Regions from separate parts of the Mus musculus genome. Here region 1 is linked to region 2. A link is a loop called in an ENCODE intact Hi-C map of the cell type or tissue named here. Cell type or tissue: left cerebral cortex. All regions are shown on one strand. Links, peaks and the distances in the headings refer to the core of each region. The heading gives the core; the rest is flanking DNA.

Evidence for each region. Hi-C counts contacts between places; a loop is a spot of excess contacts. Peaks named below come from ENCODE experiments on the same cell type or tissue, not always from the same donor. Only the 100,000 strongest peaks of a DNase experiment are listed, where the experiment ranks them.
Region 1: a loop joins it to region 2, with 10 times the contacts of the local background. A loop is called at or near these places in 2 of 42 quality-filtered maps.

What each region holds. Positions count from the first base shown.
Region 1 is chr2:34,210,846-34,219,183 of GRCm38, forward strand. It overlaps Pbx3 (pre B cell leukemia homeobox 3), which reads right to left. Exons shown (of 9, transcript NM_016768.2): 4 at 2,407-2,597. Among named protein-coding and RNA genes, the nearest start is that of C230014O12Rik, 110 kb to the left of the region's middle. In left cerebral cortex, for the core only: no CTCF peak of the experiment used is centred there; DNase peaks (open chromatin) are centred at 1,771, 4,874 and 6,952.
Region 2 is chr2:34,135,181-34,143,518 of GRCm38, forward strand. No RefSeq gene overlaps it. Among named protein-coding and RNA genes, the nearest start is that of C230014O12Rik, 32 kb to the left of the region's middle. In left cerebral cortex, for the core only: no CTCF peak of the experiment used is centred there; DNase peaks (open chromatin) are centred at 4,773 and 6,911.

The DNA of each region.
Region 1 (8,338 bases), core at 302-8,301, 76 kb after region 2:
AAATGAAAAAACATTAAAACATTCGCAATGCTTTCTAAAAACAAAAACAAAACAAACAAACAAAAAAAAAACTAGAATTGTTGAAATCTTTTATCCCTCTCTCTTCTAGTTTATGCATTTTCCAAACTCTGTGCGATGATCTTGGTATTTTAAAACTAGAAATAATAGTAAACCTTAAATCTGTCAAGTGTGGTGACATTTGCCTGTAATCCCAATGCCTCTGGAGTCTAAAGCAATGAAGATTATATTTCAACATAACCACTTTTTAAGAGGCTGAGCATGTAGCTCACTGGAACAAAGCTTGCCTGTCATGTATAAGGCCCTGTGTTCCATCCTCAGTACAAAACAGAAAATCCGCCGGGTGGTGGTGGCACACGCCTTTAATCCCAGCACTTGGGAGGCAGAGACAGGCGGATTTCTGAGTTCAAGGCCAGCCTGGTCTACAGAGTGAGTTTCAGGACAGCCAGGGCTACACAGAGAAACCCTGTGAAAAACCAAACCAAACAAACAAACCAGAAAATCCAACACTGAAGATCTTCACAACAACAAAGAACAGGCCATAGTCATTGAGCCTTAAACTCCAGGGAAATGAGTGTACCGCACCCCGAAAACCAACAGGCTACCATAGTTTTAAGCAAAGCATCAGAACACAACAGTGGTACTAAGGGCAAGATGATAAAAATGAGCTGTGGGGACTGAGCCGGTGGACAGACAGGTCTGCACAAGGGTCGTGTTAGCTTATGTACAAAAGGATGGATGGGAACCACTAGTCCAAGAGAGGAAAGCAAAAAGCTAGTACAAAAGATACCTCCCAAAAAGATTAAGATTCTTGGAGACTAGTTCAGCAGGGCCAGGGGCTCCAAAATTTTGCTTATTTAGGAAATAGTTTAAAATTAGGTGGAAAGGTCTCCTGCTTGAATCTTACGCAGGTGTGACATACCCTTAGTTTTCTAGCTGAAACAACAATATATATAGCTCATATATTTGTGTTAATATTCTGGGATCTACATAAAAATGATGGCTTCTGTCAGAATCTAAGAAGAGAAGAAAACAAGATAAAAAGAGAAATTCTTTTCCAAAGCTGGACTGACCTCTGGCTTGAGAAATGCCCCAGAGGCATCTTCACAATCAGTCTGTACTAAGTCCTTGACAGCTCTTCAGTGTCATTCCTTAGGTCACCATAGACAATTAACTACCACATCTGATCTGTTACCTCACTCCACACGGGGACACTAGCACACTTTCTCACTTAGCCTGACAGAGACTAGTGTTTTATGGTAATGTGATCAATCAGGCAGAGCTGTGTCTCTAGACTATCACTGTCTCAGGTGTTTTCAGACAGTAGACATAAGCAGAGTAAATGTTCAATTCTTAGAGGGGCTGGAGAGATGGCTTAGTAGTTGAGAGCAAAACACTTGGTTGCCAGTTCCCAGCACCCACATGGTGGCTCACAACAGTCCCCAACAGTCCAGAGGACCTGATTGCCTTCTTCTGACTGTCATGAGCTCTTTCACACATTGGTACACAGAAAGACATGCAGGCAAAATACCCCAAATGAAAAAATAAAAATAATCTTTAAAAAAATCATTTAAAACAAACTGCTATTAGTTTCATAAAAAAACAAAACAAAACAAAAACAAAAAAAAAAAATCCACCATCAACAAAACAAAACCAACACTGCCTTGGTGTCAGAATGGAAAGGATGTAGTTAGTCCTAAAGCCTTAGCAGCACTAACCCACTCATTTTCAGTCACTCAGTTGGCAGCTACCTAGCTATCCTTCCAGTAGAAATGCAGTTATATAAAAACTAAACATGCTTGCAGACAATGACAGCAAAGCAGTCACAGGGAAGAACAGAATGTGTTAGCACAGAGTCCCGGCTGATGTGCATTCTAAATATCTTTCTTATTCTTTTTTATTAGCTCAAATTTGATAAAACAAATTAACCATTGCTTCTGTATGCCACCTCCTAAACTCTGATGCCAGCTATTAAAAGTATCAGAAGTCATTCATGTGACCAGAATACTTTGTATGAAATTCTCAAAAAAGCAAAAATATTAAATCAAACAAGCAAAACCTGTGGTGGATGGGGCTGGAGAAATGGCTCAGCAGGTAACAGCACTTGCACACTTGCTGCTGGCTCAGAGGACACAGGTTCAGTTCCCAGCATCCATCAGACTCACAATCTTCCAAAACTCCAGCTCCAGAGGACCTGACATCCTCCAGGACAAGAAAAGGCTGCTCTGACGCATGGGTAGCAAAAGGTGGATCACCCATCTATTCACAAAAAGGCGGTCATATAACTAAAGTAATGAAGGCTCTAAGACTGGCCAGCCAGTTTCTCTGGAAACAACCTATGCGGAGTGAAGGGGAAAAACCATGCAGACGATTCGTGGCTTCACATACCTGGCATCAAGGAACCTTGATCTCAAAATCATAACTGCTTCACACGTGCTTTGCTTGAGCTGCATCTGAATGGAACTAAATTTCCGATGGATGATGCCCACCATCCTTTCGATCTCTTTCGGGGAAATGGGACGCGTTCTACTCTGTTCTCGGAGAAGGTTCATCACATGTGTTGTGAATTCATTACATGCCTATAAACGGGAAAAAAAATTACCCCTTAGGAAACTGAAACTTTGTATTATCACACCCAGACATTCACCCATCTGAATTTCCACTTCACTTGCAATGGCCAGCACCACTATGCAGTGGGTAGGGAGAGTGTGAAGCAAGAAGCCGAGGAGGTACTGGTGGTATGGTTAAAACTGCAAGATTTCTGAAACTGAGTGGCCAGACATGCAAGGGACCAGACTCTGAATTCCCTTCTCACCTGGCCCTGCTCCACTTACAGATGTTTCCCACTGGAATGCACTGGAGGCTATCTCCTATCAAGTGCATGCTCATGGCTAATACTAAATGTCTTCTATTTTCTCCAGGGTGTTGTGCTACTGCAGGATCATGAAGTTACAACCTTTCCAGAGATACCAAGAACACAGAAATGAGCAAGAGCTGGCCTTCAGAGATCAGATGCAATATTATTTACCACATAAACCAGTGTAAAGGCCAATAGAAGGATGGGTAAGAAGTGTTCTGCTAATTCCAAAGAAGGAGTAGTACCATCCAGAAGCTTTGTGGTGGAAGGGCAAAGGGTGTTTACAGATAAAAACAGGTGAGATCACAAGCATAGTATCCTAGTGATATAACAGGTTGAATTCAGAGGGGCAAGAGGAGAAAGAAGGGATTCCTGTTTTGTTTTGTTTGGTAAATCCACTAGCACAGGGATTCTGGCCTGAGTAAGCACACATCTTTTTAAAGCAACCATTCTAATAACATCAGTTTGGTTATTTATCGTGCAGGCCCCCAGAAAACAAATCAGTTCTTCAAGGGAGAGGTAGAGGAAACCAAGAATCCAAGCTGAGTCTGAAACGTCTTAGCTAGCAACCCCCAGAGACCATCTCCTTCAGTTGCCCTACTGAATTTCCATGCCCAGCATTGTGTAAGAGGGTCTGCACTGAATCCAGTACTTCCTCCGTGAATAAACAGCAGTCTGCACTCTGAATAAAGAGCACCCGGCATCTCAAGACTGTAGGAAATCACATTCTGAAGCTTTGATAACGTTCACCTCCCTCAACACTGCTGATGAGAGCAATGTTTCTTAACTGCTCACTGAACTTAGTCAAACTTTCCTACACAGACTCTAAGAAGAATACTAAGTCTTTGTTTGTTTGTTTGTTTTCCCAAGACAGGGTTTCTTGTGTAGCCCTGGCTGTCCTGGAACTCACTCTGTAGACCAGGCTGGCCTTGAACTCAGCAATTCGCCTTCCTCTGCCTCCCAAGTGCTGGGATTAAAGGCGTGCGCCACCACGCCAGGCCAGAATAGTAAGTCTTGCTCACCACTCATTTGCAGCACTTCCCAAATGTTTTAAATGGTGAGAAATTGTTTTTTGTGAGTAGTGACTGAGTTACAGGGTTCTTCAGAGTAGATTGTACAGGACACACTGCAGACAGCCAATAAACACCTACAGGCTGATAGGCTTTTGTACCACAAGTCAAGAGTGAGGGTAAGACTGGTTAACATCTATAAAACCAGCACCCTGAACCCATAATCAAAGGCATCTGACTTGCAGCCCTGGGAGAGGATAACTTAGGAAGTTAGTCTCTCCTGAAACTGTGTGCAGTTGTGTATTTCTGAGTTGTGTATTTCTGGTTTGTTTCCTTTTTAGAATCTAAAATAGTCTATAAAATTTAAAAGGCCAGTAGTTATTGTCCTAACATTCAGTAATTTCTAATAAACAGTAAAATATTAAGGATTTCTGTAGATTAAATACAGTTCTTAGGCTGGGCATGGTAGTGCATGCCTTTAATTTCAGCATTCAGATGAGGCAAATCTCCCTGAGTTTGAAGTAGCCTGGTCTACAAAGTGAATTCCAGGCTAGCTTGGGTTACAAAGAGAGGCACTGACTCAGAAAGGAATAAAAAATAAACAAAAGAGTCTTTCTATCTTTAAGAAAAACAAATTTTAAAAAGTAAATTAAGATTTACCGGCTACATCATCAACTTGGATTTACACCAAGCAGAAAGCAAGTGGCCATGTGGTCAAGAAAGACATGTATATATTTTCTCCTGTACGTTCCCTAAGGGAATGCTTATAATGTTTCTAAATCGTATAATATGACAACCTCAGCCTCTAGTTTTCTCATAAGTAAAATGAAAAAATGTTGAACTATTTCTCACAGGATTAGCGAATTCTATAGTTCCATAGAATGTTAACAGATGGTCCAAAGGTACAGTATGTTTGGAAAGTGATGAGCTAACTGAAGCTGTGAAATATATTTTTGCAGGGCTCCTGGGTGTTTCTATGCCGACATATGTGCACACTAAATCCCTAAGGACAGCCTTTCTAACTTTACTCATAATTGGCCGCAAGACTTCGTATCTTGGGAACAGTGCTTCCCAATAAAACATAGAGTGAGTCACAAGGGGTTTTATTCTTCACAAGCCAACATTTAAAAAACAGGGTAAAACTAACTTTAATGATATATCTTATTCAAACAACTCATGAATAACATTTCAATACCAATGCTTTAAAACTGTCATTGAGGTACTTCATATCCTTTTCTGTACACTTTCAATCCCAACTTGGACCAGCCTAACTTAACATACTTCACTAGCTACCTGTGGCTAATGGCTCCTGACTATTGCATGGGGATGCACAGAGTTAGACCATTTTGTGGAACGATGAGCTTGGTAATCCTTGACTTATCAGACAGACAACAAAGAAATATCACAACCACACTGTCACATAAACACATAGGCCATTCTTGTTCTGGAACATTCTTGGTGAAAATTACAGATAGTCCATCTTATTACATCTTAGCCTTCAAGCATCTACTATCCCACATGACAAAGGGCAAATATGCAGAACACACTTCTGCGTACCAAAGAGTGACTAACTCAAGAAAACCCATTGTATGGTTAAAATCAGTTTGCTCACTTTATCCCAGAATGCTATTTTTTATAAGAAAACAGATAAATTATTATTATTTAGAGTTGGACATTTGTCTGTTTTCTCAAAAATGAATCAAGTCAGTCAGGCAATCCATCACGTAGAACTAAACAGCTTATAGAATTTGAACCAATGATAAAATGTTAGTTTTCAAATGAAAATTTCGATTTCTGAAAACCTGTGACCCTGACAGTTTCCCTGGGGACTGACAGTGTTGACATGGGTGTGTGTGTGTGTGTGTGTGTCTATTTTCATAGTGTATAATACTGATGTGTATTATACACACAAGATATCCCAATACAGTGAGCTAATACTTCTAAAATAATCAATGCATCAATGCACTATACTACAAAAGCATGCATAGGGAGAAAATCTATTCAAACTACAAATAGATTAATGGGTTCCCACGGAACAGAGCACGTGCTCATTCATACAGTTTCAGATTACCCCCTGTCGTGTTTGGGTGGATGGAAGAGGATATCCACAATTTTCTGAAAAGGCCACTGATGTCTGGCTATCTCTCCTCTCTTCCAATGTGTAAGCCCAGAAATCCCTTCTAAACTTCAACTGTATGACAACTGATTGATTAGGGGAGTGAATGCATGAATAAAGCTCACCTCACCCATGCCTAGGATTAGTGTCTGTAAAAGGTAGAAGCAATGTTCTTCTCAGAAATGTTTGAAGGGGTTTTTGTTGTTGTTGGCTTTTTTTTTTTTTTTTTTTTTTTTTAGTCAGGGTTTCACTATCTCACCCTGGCATACCTGGAACTTCCTAAACCAGGCTGGCCTCAAACACACAGAAATCCACATGCCTCTTCCTTTGAAATATTGGGATTAAAGATATAGGTTGTCACCACACCCAGCTGAAGGTTTTTAAAAAAAAAAGTAAAAATTTAAAAATCTGGCTAACGTGTAATACTTGCTGTTAATTTTTTAAATGATGAATGAAGACTTGAGTTTTCCTATTATAATAAATGTTGATAGAATCTACCAACCAAAAGCTTCCAGGGGGTGGGGGTCTTCAGAAGTTTTAAAAGTCTAAGTCCTGCAAATGCACACTGAGAAACAATGTGGCTGGAGTATAAACGGGGTTCTAGGGTTCTCACCATACTCTGCAGATTTCTATAAACCTGCTTATACATTATGGTTGCAGGGTTTATGTCACTGTAAGTAATTCAAGACATTATGAAAATGATCCTTGAAATATTAGCTCTCTTTGTTCTTGTCTAAATTTTACCCTCTCCAGGATGAATATTTTCTTTGTGGTTCCTAATAGGCATCCAGAGACTCCCAGGAAAGAAAGAGAAAAAGGTTAAAAGAAAAAAAATTGCATTTAAAAACTCATAATTTCCGAAAACATTTGCTGAACGTCTCACAACTTATTAAACGAAGCCAACTATGAATGAAAATGCTGATGAGCAATTTGGCATTAGCCCAGCACTCAGAGAACTCAGAGCTTTTCTTTAAGCCAGTAGTTCATACATGATTAATTAGAACATCTCATTTATGTGTGTGCACTTTAGCTCATTACTCTAAGTAAAATTCGTTAAGTATTTACATTTAGATAATTAAAATCTGGGTACACCCTTAAGAAAGATGCATACACTTTAGACAAAGTGATATTTTTTTCCCTACACCACCGAAAGTAAATTACAGCCTCATTTTCGGCATCATCTGTACTGGCTTCAGAGGAAAGCACAGCAGTGCCTCATCATCTACTCTTTAAAAAGGTGTACTTTCATAAAAGTGTATAACAGAGTGGGTGCCCAAATGACTGCAGAGCTGTTAGGAAAGTTCACCCAAACAGATGCTGGTCCTGATGCTCACACTGCACTCACCCCGCAGATGTCCACGCGCCTCCCTGCATCCAAGACAACATCACACATAGAGACACTTTTCATCACTTTAGTTTGCCAGGTGGAATTATCAGTTAAAAACTTGCTAGTAAATATTTGTAATATAAATGCAAATTTACCTTGATTAACTAGAATATTTAGGAAAAGGAGTTTGGATTTTTTTGAACTTTCTGATGAGAATATTAGCAGAACCTCCTATTTCTTTCAATCTATCCACTAAAAAGTAGGATGAATTTCTGTGTTTTAAAATATACACTATGTTGATGCATTTTATATAATCATGAAAAGTTTCATCTGATAAAATATTTTAATCAATCCTCCTTATAAGTTCTTTTCCTCATCATTTACTCCTTTCTCTTTAGAAAACAGAAACCAACTGATAACCTAGGATTTAAAATATTTAGATTCTAGATAATGTTCTGGTAATATTTTTTAGTTGGTAAACTGTCTCCTTGACAGCCAAATATATTTGATTTATATGCAAATCTAAAGTTTTCAGTAGTTCTTGCAAATTTTTTGATGGCACTTTTTTCAGTTGAAAATCATTCTGTTCCTTTAAATTCATATAATTGAATATAAAACTGTAAGATCAGATAGAGGACAAACATTTTAAAGAAAAAATTTTAAACAGTTTGGTGATCAATTCTAAAAACTGAATCAGTCTAGTAAGATTAGTGTTGGCAACAGTTCCTACAACTCTAAAACCTCCTTTTGATGAACTAACTCTCTCTTAAAGGTAGATGCCCGTCAGGTGTGATTTGCATGCTTATAGTCCTAGTTATTTCCAAATTGAAACAGACGATTCACTGAACCCAAGAATTTGAGCCCAGCCTCAAGAGCACAGTGAGACCCCATTACAAACAGTAGTTGCCCTAAAGTCTGATTTCCACTATTCAGTTTCTAAATGCTTTGATCACCTCATATGACCTTACTCTAATGTTAAAGATTTTCATATTCATTGAATGCTTATGAAA
Region 2 (8,338 bases), core at 138-8,137:
GACAGTGGCCTGGTCCAGCTGGGGACAGTGGGGCAGCTTTAGTGTCTCTATAGAGATTTCTATGGATTAGATATGGTAGATGAGAGTGGAGGTCTGGTGCTGGGGGGGGGCATAAGCTTACCTTGTCTGTCAGGCCCTGAGGCTCTACCTGTGGCACAGTGGGATCACTAGGTGGGCCACTGGTCACCAACAATGGTTGAAACTGGCCACCCAGCACCTCATAGGGGTGGGGTCCCTGCAGACTCTGCCTGGCTCGGTGCCTCACTGAGCCAGCCTGGCTCTCCTGGCTCCCAGAGAGCAGGGCCAGGCCTCCTGGGTGTTCTGAGAGCTCGTTATCCCGTCAGCTCTGGAACCGCACCTGCTCTCCTGGTCTCCTGTGATCTCAATTAATCCGTCCTGCCCTGATTAATTAGCAGGGTTAATTATGACGGCTGCTGCCGTTGATGCCTAAGAGAGAAAGCCCATCTAAGTGGTAGAGTAGATACCCAGCCCAGGCAAGGCAGGTATCTTCCTGCTTACACCCCTTACACACATCTATAGAGCCCTGCTTTACCCAGAACCTTGGTCAGGAGCCTCAGGATGTCATCCATGTGGGACCTTCCAAGGGCTGGGCCTAGCAGTCCTTCTGGCCATTGCCTGAGACAAGGGTCCATGACTCTGGGTTGAGTGCCTCGGGCCTGGACTGTTAGGTAACATGTTAGGCCTCACCTCTGCACATCTCTGTGAGCCCACAAGAAGGAGTCTAGGATGCCTTATTGGCAGGAGCCCTTGGCCCATACTTGCCCACCTGATGTTTGATATGTCTTTGTCTCTAAGCCCAAAGACCACTGTGGGCTGGGAGACAAGGCTCCAGGAAAGGTTCAAGGGTCAAAAGTAAGTTGCTATGGTCAAGTCTGCCCTATCTTCTACATGGAAACTGCATCAGGGACCCCCAGGAGTCCCACCCTGAACCCTTTCATCATCAGATGCTGGCGAGATGTGGCCCAGGTTATACCAGCCTCTCCCAGCATCTGAGCTGCAGACCCTCCCAAACCCCAGAGCCATTCCCCATCTCCCTTCCTTCTCCCCATGCCTGCCCACTCCTCCTCTGAACTCTACGCCCTCCTTGCCAGCCCAAGGGTCACCTAACCATCCCTGGCCTGACCGCAGCCTCGTCCAAGTTGGAGTACCCCACCCCAGGCCTTCACACCTCCTCTGGGCACCCATCTATTATCCTCGTGGCCAAACCATGATCCATTACACCGCCCGCGCCTGGCAAAATGTATCATTACCTGCACCCTCGGCACTTCCCAGATCAATCCACTTCTTAAATGTAGTAATAGAGGAGAGGATTAGGTACTAGAAAACTCATTATGAAAATGGCGTACTCAAATTCTTTAAAGGTGATATTTCATAAAATAGACCCGGCCTGCCGCGTGCCTCAATCATTCTTTTTAATAGCTCAGTAGCAGCCAGAAAATAAAGTATTCATGAAGATTGAAGAAGATGAACCCATGAACTTCAATTTAATTGGTGCAAATTAAAACGATCCATCTTTCCGCGCTGTCTGTCTATCTCCAATCAGCCCCACGCTGCACGTCCGGTGCCCTGATTACAATTATCTTTTAATAGGAAAACTTGTCAGTTTTTGTGTGATTTACAGAAGCTTGAGCAAGCTTATAGGTATCAAATAGGGCCTGGGTGTGGGATCCTCCTCCTGGCTCCCTGGCTCTGGGGAAACTGGGTGGGGATGGGGGAGGTGCTGTCCAGTGGTGGGGGAGGGGCTGGTGGACCAGGGCATCTCTGAGTTTATGATGTGCTGTGTCTCCTCATCAGGCCCTGTCTCCTCCAGGTCCACAGCTGGTGGACAAGGAGCAGTGATGGCCACCATCACTCTCAAGGCCAGAAAATGTGTCTTTGCCTCTCTCCCTATCTCTCCCTATTCCCTACAATTCTCTCCTAGGAGACCCTGTGGGGACAGACACACAAGATTTTCTGAGGTCGGAAAGCCTGGCACGTGATGAGAGGATTGGAAACAGGAAGTGCAGGAATCTGTTCGCGTCCCCAAAGATGAGGAAGACATGGGGTCCTGGTCCTCTGAAGCCATTCTGCAAGGCCAAGGCAAGGTGGCTTAGTATCATGAGCGACAGCATCACAGAGATCCAGTGGCTCATACAAGAAGGTGACCATCTGGCCCACACTGGTGCTATTCAGTTCACCTTGGATATGTTCACTTGGCTGCCCATCTGCCCATTCCTTCATCCATCCATCCAACAGTAAAGATTTACTGCTAAATGTCCAGTGTTGAATATCAAGCATTGAACTAATTTGGCCAAGTGATCATGGCAGAAAAAGGCCTTCCAACCCATAGGGCCCACACAGGACTCATTGCCTGCTAGCTATTATCCCTTTAACATTATAAATGAATTATTATTGTTATTATTATTATTTGTTTGTTTGTTTGTTTTGAGACAGGATCTTACTATATAACTCTGACTGTCCTGGAATTCACTGTGTAGACTAGGCTGGCTCAAACTCACAGAGATCCTCCTGCCTCTGCCTTCTGAGTGGGACTTAAGCTGAGATTTAAGACTCAGCTGAATGAATTCTTTTTTTCTTTTATTTAAGCATTTAAAATTTTTCTTATATGCACATGGGTGTTTTGCCTGCACGTGTGTCTATGCATCATGCGTGTGTCTGGTGTCTTCAGAAGCCAAGAGGACATCAGTTCTCCTGGGACTGGAGGGATAAACAGTTGTGAGCAACCATGTGGGAGCGGAGTGCTCTGTCAGTGCTCTTAGCCGCTGAGCCATCTCTCCAGCCTCCCACAAGTGATCAGTGAATACATTCTCACTGTAAAACTGTAAACAACCCAGATGAAGTGCCCTGGTCACTCTGCTGCACAGACTGCAGGCTTGGCAGGGAGTGAGCTGGGAACCACTGGGGCAGCCTCAGAGCAGCACTGCCTTCAGAAAGCCTCTGGCCTCAAAACACCCAAAGTAGAGAGAACCAAGTGCTCCTGATGTTTGCCCCATGGACAGACCCCTGTATATGTGCTGATGTTAGTTCAGGTGCCTGTGTCATTGATTATTTGTCTGTCTGAATGTCCCCACCAAAACTGTCATGGGCCCCTCCCCTGCCCTGACTCCTCGGGAGGGGGATGGGCAGCCTATCCTGCTTCTACTACCACCTTCACCTAAGGGTTTAAGCACATACATCCCTTCCATCCCTCACACACACTTGATACAGTAGATACTGTTCTTTGCTGGATGGCAAATCACCCATCCATGAGAGGCTCAACCCTAACCAAGTAGGGTCTGAAAACTCGGCTCCCCAGGAACTGTCTCATTAAGAAATAAGAATGTGCCAAGCTGTGGTAGTGCACGCCTTTAATTCCAGCACTTGAGAGGCAGAGGCAGGCAGACCTTCTAGTTCAAGGCCAGCCTGGCCTACATAATGAGTTCCAGGATAGTCAGGGCTAAACAAAGAAACCCTGTCCCAAAAAGAGACAAGAAATAAGCACAAGCTGGCACATAGCACAAACCTATAATCCCTCCCAGCTACGCAGGAGGCTGAGGCAGGAGGATCACACAAGTTCAAGGGCTGCTGGACCTACAGAGTGAGTTTAAGGCCAGCCTGGACAACCCTATCTCACAATAAACAAGCACAAAAGGGCTTGGACTATCCCAGTGGTGGAGCTGGCCTAGGACCACAAACAAAGAAAAAAGGATGGAAAAGGTTTGGGGGGGGGTTGGGGGGAGGCAGGGGAAGAGGGAGGGAGGGAAAAAAGGAAGGGAGAAAACAGGAGAGAGAGAGAGAGAGAGAGAGAGAGAGAGAGAGAGAGAGAGAGAGGGAACAAAGACTGCTAAGGGTACTCTCTAAGCATTTTCACAAACACATCCACTGGGTCTCTTTCAGGCCCCAGTACAAATCCCACATAAGAGGCCAAATTAGCCTGTTGGTCAGCTCTGCCTGCTGCTGCCCTCACAGAGGCCCTACTGTCAGGGCACCTCCTGTGGAGGCCTAGGTCTCACCCAGAGCCCAAGCAGAGCTGACCTCCTAAGTGGGGGCATAGAAAGCATTTGACTGGGGGATGCACACAAAGTCTCCTATGCCCTCTGCTTCCAAGTCTTAGCCTGAGTTGGCCTGGTGGCTTCAGCCTAACTGCAAGGGAGGCTGGGAGATGCAAATGAGCTCAGAAAACCCCACCACTGTATTTGTAGATGTGCCATGGAAACACAGAAAGGCTAAGGAATTTGTCGTGCTAGTGACAGTGTGCACTCCTTATTCACACATGGGACAAGTGAAAGTTCACACGCACATTTATAGCTAGAGGTGGCATGGCAATGCTACCTTCATCCATGCGTGTCTGTGCTTATGGGATGCCTGCCTCCTTGCTGGGCAAAGGACCCAGAGAGATCCAGTGAGTTGACTGAGGGCATGGAAAGCCTAACTGAGGACAGGACAGGCTCCCTCAGTTGTCAACCCCTGACACTGAGACCTCAGCTGCTCCTGGGGAATCAGCAGCCCAGGCCACACCTACAGCCTGGGCAGGGCCCTCCCTGTGATGGTACCAACCCCAGCCCACTCCCCAGCAAAACTCTGAAGCAAGCTTTTTGTAAAACTGAGAAGTGTAGCACACAGTATGCACAAATGCTGCCACCCTCACATCCCTCTGCCTCCCACAAATACAATCAGAGGACACAGAGGTGTGGGGGTGTGTTGGAAAGAAGTTTGGATTTATTCACAGAAATGGCAGTACGATGTGCCAGCCACATGCCCACAATAGAAACTGACATAAAAATAAACGACAAACCACATCTCCAAAGTGTCAGAATGTGGGCTGGAGAGATGACTCAGCGGCTAAGAACACTTGTTGCTCTTCCCCTGGAGCTGAGTTCAGTTTCCAGCACCCACACTGGGTAATTCACAATCCCCATAGCTTTAGCTCTAGGCTATCCAAGAGCCTCTTCTAAGTTCTGTAGGCACCCACACACATATACACAACAAAGATAAAGTAAGTCTTTTCTTCCTGACATAGGAAGACACCTGTGTGGTGGGAAGGAAGGTGCCCTCCAGAGGCTCCTCTGATTGGATTGGACAATTGGTCCCCAGCTGGTAATGCTGTCTTGGGAGGTACTGGAAAATTGGTCCCCTGTTCTAGCCAGTTTCTCTGCTTCCTTACTGCAGGTGCAATGTGCTCCGCTACCTCCTGTTCCTGCTCCCATCCCTGCCTGCCGGGATGGACTCTGCCCCTGAAACAGTGAGCCAAAGTAAACTCCTCCTCCCCTAAGTGACTGCTTGTCAGGTATTTGGTCTCAGCAATTGGAGAAATAACTAATTAGCCACCCCTCAACAGAGTTGGGGTGTCCCTGGGCTCCAGTGTAGCGTTTTCAACAGTTTCTAGCTAGCCTCAGACACTTGGCTCATCTCTTCCAAAACTCGGTCCACAGAGAACAGGGGAAAATCACTCACCAAAACCCTGTGGCTCCCATCAGGTTTGTTCTCCAGCACATTCTGGATTCAGAAACACAGGTGTACTCAGACACTCGTGAAATCATATATACCTACCAGACCCACTGTCACACACACACGTGAACACACAAATCCAACCACATGCCTGCCAGACCCCCTGGCACACACACATGCCCCCTTTGCCCAACCTCGCCGGCACAGAGTAAACTTGCTAACATTCGATCATCATTGTGTTTCCGAGTTCCCAGCAATCCACCCATGAGTGCCCACACAGGGGCTCAGTTTTTGACCACGTATGGACACAACCCCAACTCCTGACTGGCACATCATCACTCCTCGCCTGGACTCTATAAAACCCCGTTGCCTGGATAAACGACTTCCCTGTGAGATCAGAGATCCCACCCAAGAGCTGCCTCCTAATAAGCCTATCTTTATCTACTTTTAACCTGGTCTGATCTGGCTTAGACCACCAAGGGAGAGAAAACGCCAGTGGGTTGAGATATTCCTGAAGGAGACCTGTGGCAGCAGAGGAAGCCCTGGAGGAATTTGTACTATTGACAAGGACCAAAGCCTCAGACCAATGGGAATGGCAACTCCTTCCCCACACAGGCTCAGAGACGTGGTGAAGCCTCCCTATGTCCAAGTAAGTTGCAAGAAAGAGTTTACAAACGACTGACCAGTATGTGCAAGCACTAGCCACTGCGGCTTCCTCCTCGGCTGTGACTATAACCAGAGATGACCCCCTGCAGAGACCTCCCTCTGCAGAGACCTCCTACCCCTACCCCAGAGTCTCCACACTGCTCCTTTTCCTGATGAACACACTAAGGTTCCTGGTCGTTGCTCAGTTGGTGGGGCTCCATCAGAGGGAGCAAATTTCAACTGATCACAGCTTTTCTGTATGTGTTCGTCTTTCATTCATTCCCTCATCTCCCATCAGGCCTTCAGGTCTAAGCTGTGCAAGACATGACAAAGACTCAGACTAGCAGTAATCAATATGAACTTAGATTAAGATGGGCCAGGGCCCCTCCAAACAACTCCAGGAGGCAGCTGTTGGTTTTTAAGGCACCATGTCACCCACATTCACACACTGAGCTATAGCAGGATTAGGTGAACTGGAGGTTTTTCACCCTCCATGAGTGAGGTGGTAGAATCTTTGGAAGGTGGCAGGGCTTGCCTAGAGGAAATGGGTCTGGGAGGGGCTTATTTGGAATAGCCTGGCTGGCTCTAGCCCAATCTTTACTTTTTTAAAAAATCAAGACAGGATCTTACCACATTGCCCCAGTTGGCTTATAGCTCTGCTCGGTTTGCAGCATCATCTGCCACAGTCATGCTCCTGGTTTGCAGGAGTAAATATTAAGTCTAAATATTAAATATGTAGCAAGCAAAAAGGAAAGTACTAAAGATCAGCTAGCAGAGACTAGACAGTGAAACTGTGTATCTAACCAAGTGTTCAGAGAATCCAGCAGACACCACCTGAGGCAGCCTGCTGGAGTTCCCCTGGAGTGAGTCCCAGTGGAGGATTCCCCCTGCTTCTCTTTACAAAGCTAGCATCTGTTGGAAATGGTTCATCTTCTAGCTGCCCCAAGGATGCAATGTCTTAGCACCTTTCTTACCTCTCCCCATTACAGAGCCAGGTGGCTGGGAGATCAGGTTCTGAGTGAGATGAGGATTTAGCAATGCAGTGTCCACTGCACCCCTCAAGTTCTTGCACCCTCCCCAACCTTGTCTTAAGTGGATTAATGACTCAAGAGGACAGAAGAGGAGAATGGGGGGGGCGGGCTACTGCCTCAAGACACCTCTTGAAGGGGTTACTCTCTTCCTAATGCCCTCTCAGCCTGTTTATGCACACACCATGTATGTGCAGGCATGTTACCCTCCCCCCTTCCCAATTAAAGGGAAATAAAGGAAAAGAGAGAAAACTCTAGGCTCTAAGCTGAAAGGAAAGAGGGCAGGCTGGTGAGGTCCTAGGGTTCCACTTTTCCAGGCAGCATACTTGCTCCCAGGTACCAGGACACTGACAACCATCGCTCATGCTGTCCTTCCCCAGAAGTGCTGCCCTCAGTCTAGGTGCCCTCGACCATTGAGTGACTGTTATCAGCAAGGTCCATAGGCCAGGCCCATAGGAGGTGGCACAGGTACCACTCAGGCACCAGGACCCTCTCTTGGCTTCATTTCTAGCTGCCTTACTCAAGAAGGTACTCCATGATTGGGAACTTACCCCTCTGTAGCTGAATACAGGGTACTTGGAGCTGTGGGTTATGGGGCCCAAGGTGACACTGAACCAAAGGTCCCACAGAGCCCACAAGAGCTCTGAGCCAAGAGAATGTAAGGGTATCATATCAAAAGTGGAACCTTGGGGATTGAGGAGATGGCTCTGCCAGTACAGCCCTTGTCACGCAAGCACAAGGACCTGAGTTCAATTCCCAGAACCTATATAAAAAGTCAGCTTGGTGGCATATGTCTGTAATTCCAGTGCCAGGAGGCAGAAAAAGGCAGATTCCTGGTGCTCACTGGTCAGCAGCCTAGCTAACTTGGCAAGATCTAGGCCCATGGGTGACCCTGTCTCAAAAATCATAGTAGATGAAACCTGAAAACACCCAAAGTTGACCTCTGACCTACACGCATGTGCACACACATTCACATACACAAAATAGAATCTTTGGCCAGGTAATTTCCTAGTGGTGTCCATGGATTCAAAGGCCACTCCAAGGTCACTGTGTCCCTTCTCAAATGTATCACTGGAAGGGGCAGAATTGACGGATGAAGTATGCTCAGCCTGTCAACCTGTCTGAACAGTGTGACCTCATCAGTAGGAGGGGCCCAGTGGACATCCCTGAAGCTCCCTGATACCCCCTCCCCAGCATCTAAAAAAGCCAAAACAAAC